Regions from separate parts of the Homo sapiens genome. Here all the other regions are linked to region 1. Evidence: chromatin loops called from intact Hi-C (ENCODE). Cell type or tissue: dorsolateral prefrontal cortex. All regions are shown on one strand.

Region 1 (2,500 bases):
CAAGCAAACAGAAGATACCACAGAAGGGATCAAACAAAGTGACATTACTAGAAGCAAACAGGGCCAAAAATCTTGCCATAACTTTAAGGAAAGCTGGAAAGACTGCTGATGAAATATGTAAAGCTATTCATGTGTAAGTTCAGGAAAATTATATTCTAGTTAGTTTATGATAAAATGAAAATGAGAAAGTTATGAATTAGTAGATGACAAATATTTCAATAGTGAGACAAGACCTAAGATAAAAGCTGGAGCAATTTTTGATATCCACACTTGAGAGATCTGAACTCTGTGTGTGCTACTTCAAAGTTGAATATGATGCCAACACGAAAGAGGTAGACCAGAAATCACCCTGGGGAGTGTTGTATTAGAACCAGTAACTAATTGTTTTAGAAGAATAACATCTGGATTGTGACATCATTTATTATCTGGGTCTACTCTCTTATGCGGGCCTCCAGCAATGCTTACATAAAAGGAAAGTTGAGCTGAGCGTGGCAGATGTTAAGAAAAGGTAGAAAATGTCAGTTTTCTCTGGAGTATCTGGATTTTATCCAGATTTGTTGAATACAAATTTGATGGCATTTGTGGAATGATACAGTTCAATGCCAGATGCAAATATGATACAGATGCATATTTTAATTCGTAACAACAGGAATGTGAATTGTTTTGCTTTCAGTACTTTCAGGACATTTTAAACAAAGTTCATTTTTTACTCTTGAACTGCATAGAAGGCATTGGTTTTACTCCTCTATTAGAAGAATCCTTCTATTCTTCTTGTGGCCATGGTGACTTTCAAATGTGATGAAGACATTATTAAATGTTTTAGGAACTAATTATTTATAAATTGATTATCTTATACATTTTGGTTAGAGGCTTCGAGGTGTAAATGACCCTAAGAAATCCTTTGTTCCAATTTTGTGTCCTCAACCAGGGTCATAATCTGGTAGTCCAGTGCCTCCTACAGTCTGTTCTGATTTCTGTCATTGAATCCTGAAGTGCAGCCTGGCTTTAAATCTTTATATATCTTGTTTGTCATGATGATTAAATGTAATTCTATTATTTAGCTGAACAAAGATTGTCCAGAGAATAATAGAGAATAGAGACTGTAACAAATACTTCATTTGTTCAAATTAAGCATATATCCAAAAAGAACTTCAAGGAATGTATGCACTTAACCTAAAACATTCAATAATACAGGCATTTGGATGCATTTTTTTCCAAAGAAGAAAAAATACTACCAGACTATTGGTTTAATTGAAATATTTTACATAATTCACCAGATATTCTGTACTAATGTGTACAGTGTTAATCTCCTGAATTAGCTGTACTTCACAATGCCTGTCAACTATGTGCTTGAACCATGAAACCATCAGATGCTTTGGCCTTGGTTCTACCTCTTCCTATTTTCATTTACTCCTGATTCCAGAGGCTTAGAGCTATGCCAGTACCCTAAAAACTGAGGATGGCAGTTGTGACAAGGTCCACGTTTTCAGGAAGAACCAGTTAAGTTACCTGAGGCATAGTCAAGAACCAGCACCAGGGTGGGACTTCACAGGACAGCTGGAGAAATCTTAGACTCGTTGATTTGGTGTTTGATGAGCTGTACCAGATGGATGATGGATGGATGAACCTGAAAAGATGGATGAACTTGAAAAGGGGGTAGGAGGTTTTTCTCTCTAATGCTAATCTCTCCACATCTGTCTTTAGATTTGACTTGAAGACACTGCCTGTGGACTTTGTGGAATGCTTGATGCGGTTCCTACCAACTGAGAATGAAGTGAAAGTGCTTCGGCTCTACGAGCGGGAAAGGAAGCCTCTGGAAAACTTGTCAGATGAAGATCGGTTCATGATGCAGTTTAGTAAAATCGAGAGGCTCATGCAGAAGATGACCATCATGGCCTTCATTGGGAACTTTGCTGAAAGCATTCAGATGCTGACTCCTGTGAGTGGACTGACTCTGGCAGGGGAGGGGGTCCAAAGAAATGTGGAATCGTTATTTTTTAAAGTCTCTCCCAGAATCGTACTCAGTGTGATGGGTTCTAAAGACTCCTTCCCAGAACTTTCTAAATTGCATTTTTATTTCAACCATCTTTTCCACATTATGTATGCAAAGTAAATTTGAAAAATGGGGAATGTTCATATTCCATATTGCCATTCTTCCGAAAGAATGCCATTTTTTGTGTCTACAGATGTTCTCTAGATTTCAAAAGGACAGGGGACAAAGAAACTTGGTTCTTTTCTCAAACTTGGTTCCTCTCTGAAGATACTAGTCTTCTGGCAGTGTTGGCAAGACTGAAAATAAGACTTTCATTTCTAAAAATGTTGCCTCATCTTTAGTGAGCAGACTTACAAGCTTTTGCTGAAAGCTTTATATTTACCATAAGAGTTTTCTTTCTTGGAAGTTTGTTATAATAAACTGTGGTGATATAGACATAATAGCCAACCATCTCTCATTCCCTTGTGTTAATCTGGTGGAGATTTATGAATATCATAAACTTCAGTT
Region 2 (2,500 bases), 73 kb before region 1:
AATTTAAATACATATAAAATAAATGTTATGTATTAACATAAATATTAATACATTATAAATTAAATGACATGTTTTATGAAAAATATTCTTCAAATCCAAAAAAAAATTGGTGACAAAGGCTGCATTGGTTTAATTTTTGCAAATCTCCTTAGCATCTGGTTAATAGTTGGCAGCTAGATTCTCCTGAGTCAACATTCAATTTGTCGTGATCTGTTTTGATTGATGTATATGTAGAAAATTGGGTCTTATACACACTTAGAGATGAGTTTTTTAAATGGTCTTTTCAGATAATTGGGATATTCTTTTTTTAGTAGTACCCCCAAAATTGAACGGCTAGTAACTAATTCTTACAGATAGCTATAATGTAGAGTCTGAAATCATATCAGTGAACTTTTTGTGCTCTGTTATATTAAAATCCATTGGCCAGGTGCTGTGGCCTGCAGTCCCAGCAACTTTGGAAGGCCAAGGTGGGCAGGATGGCTTGAGCCTGGGAGTTTGAGACCAGCCTGGGTAACATGGTGAACCCCTGTCTCTATAAAAAATACAAAAATTAACCAGGTGTGGTGGCATGATCCTGGAGTCCCAGCTACTCAGGAGGCTGAGGTAGGAGGATCACTTGAGCCCAGGAGGTTGAGGCTACAGTAAGCCATGATTGTGCCACTGCACTTCAGCCTCAGCAACAAAGTAAGACCCTGTCTCAAAAAATCCTTTGTGCTGTCTTACACTTTGATTGGGTCTTTTTATCCATACATGAACTTGTGACATGATTTGTTAACATCATGTTGGTCATTTGGAAGATCAGAATAACTCAGTAAAATCATGTTTCTCCACTGTTGAAGCATATCCCTTTACAATGTTTTTAAAAATCACATTTGTTAATAACCACCAGTCTGATTAGAATATATGTTAAGTATTGAGAAGCTGTCAAACTGACGGTGGTGAATACAGGTTTTCCAGAATTCTAGTTTTTGTTTGAAAGCTCAAAGTTGGTCATCAGCAACAAATACTGTGTTGTCCTTGAAAGGATGGGCTCACTTCATATTTGAGTAAATGTCTGCCACATACCCCAAACTGAATCACCATAGTTTGTCAGTTATTTTTACAAGTAAATTGACATTCCATGAAAAAATGGCTAGTTCAGCTCGCAACTCAAACAATTTCACAGGTGCTTTTCCTTGAGACAACTGTGCTACTTGAGCAGGTAGCAGAAGTACTTTATGTGAGCTTCCTGTTTTGTCACACTGAAAATGAAAAAGATGTGTACTAAATGAGTAAGCTTTAATAAAATCAATATTTTTTATTGCTTATCTAAGGGCGTTCTTAAGTGAAGCTGGCCTTTTCCCCCTCCTGAGTGCACGGAGTGACAAATACAATAAATAAGTGTCTTCTTTGGTTGCAGCAGTTTTATACAGTATTTCTTTGGCATTGTAAGTGTCAGTGTCAACAGATTGAAAACAACTAATGTCCTAATATTTTTGTGAAAACAGTTTTACCTTCACAGGCGCCCTGAGAGGGTTTCAGGGACCCCTAGTGGTATATGGGCTATACTTTGAGAATCAGTTTGCAACACTGCCTAACAGAGTAGATCTGATGACCAGTGTTGAATCCACACAGTGCTTCTTTCTCTTGCTTTTCATGATTTTTCATCAACTTCAGTTCCCAACATATGTCTGTAGGACCTCTCTCTAGAGGAGGCTGGCAAAAGGAATTAACTGCTTTTTCCTTTCTGTTGTGCAACTTTGGGCTACTTGGCTTGATCTTAGAAATTGAAAGCCAGGAACATCTCTTAAGACCTATATGAGGAGAAATAAGGTTCTAAGATTTGGGGAGACAGAACAAAGATTTGATATTAAGCTGTGACCAGCCTACAATAAAACAGTGACTGTTGGCATTGGCACTTACATCTCTTCCTTGCACCCAATTTCTTCCAGAGCTATTTGTCATTGTCCCTGTCTTTTCCAGCTCCTAAGCATCTGATTTAGAATTTGCCTAAATTCAGATGTACAGCATATGGTAATTACATTGAATCCGTGAGGCACTCAGGAAGTTATGCGTTCTGTCAGAGTCAGAAATAATTCAACTTTCCAAAACCTATAATCACCCAATTTGAAACTGTTTGCCTATTGGCAACATATTAAAAAGTGTGTGTAGCATGCACAGAGGTGAAATGGAACTAATTTGCTATGGGAACCCTGAATATATGATATAGTCCTTGCATGATCATTTACATAAATCTGCAAAATGAGGCATCCATATTCTTTGAATGCCTTTAGATTCCAGTTACTGCTTTGAAAGTTGCCCGTTTTTATCTTTACCTGTTTTCTTTCCTTACTCTTATATTTCTGTAGAAGTTCACTTTCAACTCCAATTGAAAATGGCCAGTTCTCTCCAATACAGAAAGTTCCAAGTCAAGAAGGGGTAGGGACTGAGATAATAGTTAGAAAAATGGGGGCTCTTTTTTCATGTCATCCATACCCTTATTGCTGAAATGACTTTGCTA
Region 3 (2,500 bases), 210 kb before region 1:
GCTGTGCTGACAGTGGGACCAAGCGGGGATCAGGAAATAGTCTAGGGCATTGCAAGGTTGGATTTGCTTACATTGAGGTGTTCCTGTGATCTGTGCACATCACCCAAGGTGATCAGGGCCTTGAGGCTTAGGCTGAAAGGCTGGCTTTCGAGGCAAAAGATCAGAAGGAAGAAAACATGCTGGCACCTGATGTATATCCCCTTTTGCTCTGCTTCCATCTACGGTTGCTGCCTGCTCCTCTGACATGTAACTCACCTCCTCTGTGCCTCATATTGTTAGAGCTAAATTTCCCACTGAACCCAGACTGTTATTTTTGACCTGCCCTGCCTATTTATTTGTGCACCAGTGAGTGTGTGAGTAAATGCATTATTTTTATTATTATTATTTTTTCTTTTGAGACAGAGTCTTGCTCTGTTTGCCCAGGCTGGAGTGCAGTGTCATGATCTCGGCTCACTGATCTCGCTGATTGAACCTCTGCCTTCTGGGTTTAAGCAATTCTCATGCCTCAGCCTCCCGAGTAGGTGGGACTACAGGTGCTTGCCACCATGCCTGGCTAATTTTTTGTATTTTAGTAGAGATGGGGTTTCACCATGTTGCCCAGGGTGGTCTCGAACTCCTGAGCTCAGATAATCTGCCTGCCTTAGACTCCCAAACTGCTAGGATTACAGGCATAAGCCACTGCACCCAGCAAATGCATTAATTTTTAAAAATTATAGCAGCTCTTTTGGAAGAATTGAAACATAGAAAAATTACCCCTTAGTCCATTGCATTTACATGGTGATTTTCTTTTTCATTTCATTTTTTGGCCACGTTTTTAATTTTTATTTTTTGCTGTGGTAAAACGTTAAGATAAAATTTACCATCCTTGCCATTTTTAAGCATACGGTTCAGTGGCATTAAGTACATTTGTATTGTTGGTGGTGCAATGATCTTCACCGTCTGTGTCCAGAACTTTTCATGTTCCCAAACTGAAACTCTCTACCCATTAAACAGTAACTCTTCATTCCCCCCACCCCTTCCCCTGGTAACCACTGTTCTCCTTCTCAGTCCCCATGAATATGCCTATTCAATGTAACTCATAAGTGGAATCAGGGAAGTTGTGTCCTTTTGTGTCTGGTTGATTTCACTTAGTATAATGTTGGTAAGGTTCATTCTTGTTGTAGCATTTGTCAGAATTTCATTCTTTTTTAAGGCTGAACAGTAATACTCCATTGCATGGATAGAAACCTCATTTTGTTTATCTATGCATCTATTGATGGACATATGAGTTGTTTCTACCTTTAGGTTATTCTACATAATGCTACTATGAACATTGGTTACAAGTATCTGTTTAAGTTTCTGCTTTCAGTACTTTTGAGTATGTAACTGGAAGTGGAGTTGCTGAATCATATGGTAATTCTATGTTTAGCTTTGTGAGGAAGCATCATACTGTTTCCACGGTGTCTGCTGCACCCTAGCAATGCACGAGGGTTCCGAGCCCTCCATATCCTTATATGCTTGCAAAGGATATGTGTCTTTTCCTTTTTTTTTTTTTTTAATAATAGTCATTCTGATGGGTATGAAACAGCATCTCATTGTGGTTTTGATTTGTACTTATGCATAGGTTTTTTAAAACTATGTTTAAACAGAGTGTACTTATTTTTCATCCTTGATCAGTTAATATTTTGTCATGTTCTCTTTTTGCCTTTCAAAGGACTTTTTTTGTTTTTTATTATATATGGACAAATTATAGTTGCAAATACTTAAGGGGGTACAAAGTGATGTAATGATGTTTGAACTCAATGTGGAATGATTAAATCAAGCTACCTAACCTATTCACCTCAAATATTTAACTTTTTTATAACATTTGAGATTTTCTCCTAGTGATATCGAAATGTACAGTATGCTATTATTGTATTTACCATGCTGTGGAATAGCCCTCAAAAAAGGAAGAAATTCTGTCATTTGCGACAACATGAGTGGAATTAGAAAACATGCTAAGTGAAGTAAGCGAAACACAGAAAGACACCACATGTTCTTACATATGTGGGATCAAAACAATCGAATTCATAGAGGCAGAAAGTAGATGAGTGGTTACCAGGGGCTGGGGGAAATGGTAACGTGATGGTCAAAGGGTACCAAGCCTCAGGAGGAGTAAATTAATTTATTTTTGAGATCTAAAATGACTAATTTTAATAGCTTTTTTCTGGGATCCATCCTGAAGTTACCAGTTTTCTGAAGAAAAGCATTTGAACCAAGAATCCAAATGTGGGCTTCACTACAGAAAGGAGAAACACAGGGCAAAACTGTGTCTAGGCGCCCCTGAGACCACCCCAGGAGGACTGTTGGGCTCCCTGTGACCTGTTTTGGAACTCTGGGGGAGCTTTATCAGGGAATACACTTGCTGGAAGCTGCAGAATATGGGAGAGACTCCGATTGTAACAGGCAAGTTTCTGGTGAGACAAAAATGGATTAAACCAAGACTAATGCCAGGCATCAGAGACAGCAAAATCATCCAATT
Region 4 (2,500 bases), 120 kb before region 1:
GGCATGAGCCACCGCGCTCAGCCGCAGGGAGGCTTCTTAAAAACCTGTTTAGTGTCTCTCCATAGCCGCATCTCATTGTGTGTGTGTGTTTTAATATATTCATGCTCAAAATTTTGAGAAATGAGTAAATGGGTTGTTTACTGAATGTAAGCTTCTATCTCTTATGCACTGAGGCACTTGTTTATCAGTAGACCTAAGAAATTATGTACATACGGATCTCATCTCAGAGGCTTGTAAGAGATGTAGATTCCTGGGCCCAGATCTCAGAATTCCTGAATCATTACTGTCAGGCGGGGGCTTAGGAATGTGCATATCTGTGTATTAATACTCTGAAGACACTCAGAGTTCTAGAAGGTGAATGCTGTCATTCATGTTCATCTTAGGCCTTAAATGTAGAAAATACTGACGTGTAAGGAAAAGCAAAGGTGAAACCAGCAAGTTAATTTTGTCTTGAAATGCCATCACATTTAAAGCACAGTTCTTCAGAAATCAAGTTAGAGGGATATTGCATGATATTTCCCTCTGTTTATCTAAAGTTATTTGTAGTATTTCTGTCCTGTGTATGTTATGAAAAGTCACACACGAGTCTGCTCATTCTTTGAGAGTCTATATTTACTAAGTCAGAAGATTTTTTTTTTTAAACCCTGAAGCATGAGAGATTTTGTGAGAAAGAAAATCTTTGCACCTTCCATTTTTAGAGAAAGGAATAGTAGAGAGTCAAGTGTGAAAACCAGCCACTGGGTTTCTTGGGAAGAAAAAATATAGTGTTAATGAGTAAGAAATGTTGTTTTGTATGAAGAAAGATATTAAAATTTATCTAAGGGCAGGTTGAGTTACAAGGAAAAAAATGGATAGAATTAGAAACAATTCCAACTGTGACTATTTTAAAATGAAATATTAAATTTGTTACAATTGAACAAAGGAGAATTTAGAATTAATGAATTGCTTTTCTTGTAATATTTTCTTTACTCATTTCTTCTTATTTCTTTAAATAAGGAAACCCAAGTCATTACTTGGCTTATTATTACAGGTTATCAACAACTTAGTAAAACGTGCATGAAATCTGTAAGGTACAGAGCCTAATTCGTCAGTAGCTTTGGCAGCTAGATGTGCTGATTCACTGTCTACCCATTGTGACTTCAGAGTCACAGGACTGTGGGTTAGAAGAAGGATACTAAGGGTCATCGGGCTCCAGCCGGCTCCAGCCGTGTCTTCGAGTGTCTGATAATGAGTTATTTAAAAAACTGAAACCCAGAATCACACCTCTCGTTCTTGCTTAGCTAGTAATACAAGCAGACATTCATACCTTGATTTCTTCAACATGTAATTGGCTTGTAAATCAGGGCGGCCATATAATTGATCATCCAGATTGGAGTACTTTTCGAGTGAAAGGGGGCATTGTTAATAATTATGCCAGGACAGCAGGCATTTTAGATTTGTACTCTATCACAAAGCTAAGTTCTAGCAAATGGTTTTGAAACCGTGTTTAGTCTGAAAGATTTCTTTAGAAGTTACATGTGAAAAAAACTTACCTAGATTGAAGTTTATTTGCCAAGGTAACTAGGGTGCTGCGTACTATGTGATAGCCTGGTTACATGGAACCCCTAGGGAAATATCTCGTTTTTATGATAAAAATTTCTTTAGTTGAAAAATTTGTGCATTTATTTCTCAAATCAATGTCCAACTGTTTTAATAATTTCTCATATGCAGCTTAAGATTAAAATTCTTCATAGAGGGCCTTTTATTTTAGAATATGGTCTTTCCTTGGTATCTATGGAGGACTGATTCTGGGACCCCCTCCCCATGGATACCAAAATCAATGAATGCTCAAGTCCCTGATAGAATGTATTTGCCTAAAACCTATGCATATCCTCCCTTATACTTTAAATCATGTCTAGATTACTTATAATACCTGATATAGTATAAATGTTATGTAAATAGTTGTTATACTATATTGTTTAGCGAATAGTGGCAAGAAAGTCTGTACATGTTCAGTACAGATGCATTTTTTTTCAAATATTTTTGATCCATGGTTGGTTGAATCCACAGATGTGGAACCCATGGACACGGAAAATGTACTGTGCTGCGGGAAAGTAGTAATATCAGGTGTGATGGGGGTGGAGGTAGATAGTATCTAGACTAGAGGTTTCCAAACTTTTTCAGTCATAGCATCTTTAGTGTCTCAAAAATTTTCATGGTGCCTCCTAGACCAAAAGAAAAACCTAACCATTCCATTTATTAAGTACTTAGGTCTAAACAACTATTTATGTTCTACTAATTTAGTGGCTGTTTGAGAAAATATTACATATAAATTGTGAGGAAAAAACTCATTTTATTCTTCTAAAAGCATAATTACTTATCAATATGTGTGTAGCTATGGGGCACTGCACAGCTTTCACACGTTGAATTCAGATTGTGCACACACTTCCTTTCCTGTTCAGTTTTCATTTTCTCTTGTTACTTGCTTTTATCACAGCAACTGCTAAAAAAACAGTTTCGC

Evidence for each region. Peaks named below come from ENCODE experiments on the same cell type or tissue, not always from the same donor. Only the 100,000 strongest peaks of a DNase experiment are listed, where the experiment ranks them.
Region 2: a loop joins it to region 1, with 2.3 times the contacts of the local background. A loop is called at or near these places in 12 of 110 quality-filtered maps.
Region 3: it touches region 1 in a loop (5-fold over the local background); 7 of 110 quality-filtered maps call a loop at or near these places.
Region 4: a loop joins it to region 1, with 2.8 times the contacts of the local background. A loop is called at or near these places in 5 of 110 quality-filtered maps.

Annotation. Positions count from the first base shown.
Region 1 is chr2:152,626,595-152,629,094 of GRCh38, forward strand. FMNL2 (formin like 2) reads left to right here. Exons shown (of 26, transcript NM_052905.4): 17 at 1-133; 18 at 1,705-1,939. Among named protein-coding and RNA genes, the nearest start is that of PRPF40A, 90 kb to the right of the region's middle. In dorsolateral prefrontal cortex, a CTCF peak has its summit at 942; no DNase peak of the experiment used is centred here; H3K27ac peaks cover 2,278 bases.
Region 2 is chr2:152,553,708-152,556,207 of GRCh38, forward strand. All of the region lies in intron 4 of FMNL2 (formin like 2), which reads left to right. Among named protein-coding and RNA genes, the nearest start is that of PRPF40A, 160 kb to the right of the region's middle. In dorsolateral prefrontal cortex, CTCF peaks have their summits at 1,521 (motif pointing left) and 1,721; no DNase peak of the experiment used is centred here; H3K27ac peaks cover 2,500 bases.
Region 3 is chr2:152,417,456-152,419,955 of GRCh38, forward strand. The region is part of intron 1 of FMNL2 (formin like 2); the gene reads left to right. Among named protein-coding and RNA genes, the nearest start is that of FMNL2, 84 kb to the left of the region's middle. In dorsolateral prefrontal cortex, a CTCF peak has its summit at 1,490; a DNase peak (open chromatin) is centred at 1,456; H3K4me3 peaks cover 480 bases; H3K27ac peaks cover 2,500 bases.
Region 4 is chr2:152,504,522-152,507,021 of GRCh38, forward strand. The region is part of intron 1 of FMNL2 (formin like 2); the gene reads left to right. Among named protein-coding and RNA genes, the nearest start is that of FMNL2, 170 kb to the left of the region's middle. In dorsolateral prefrontal cortex, no CTCF peak of the experiment used is centred here; a DNase peak (open chromatin) is centred at 1,170; H3K4me3 peaks cover 626 bases; H3K27ac peaks cover 2,500 bases.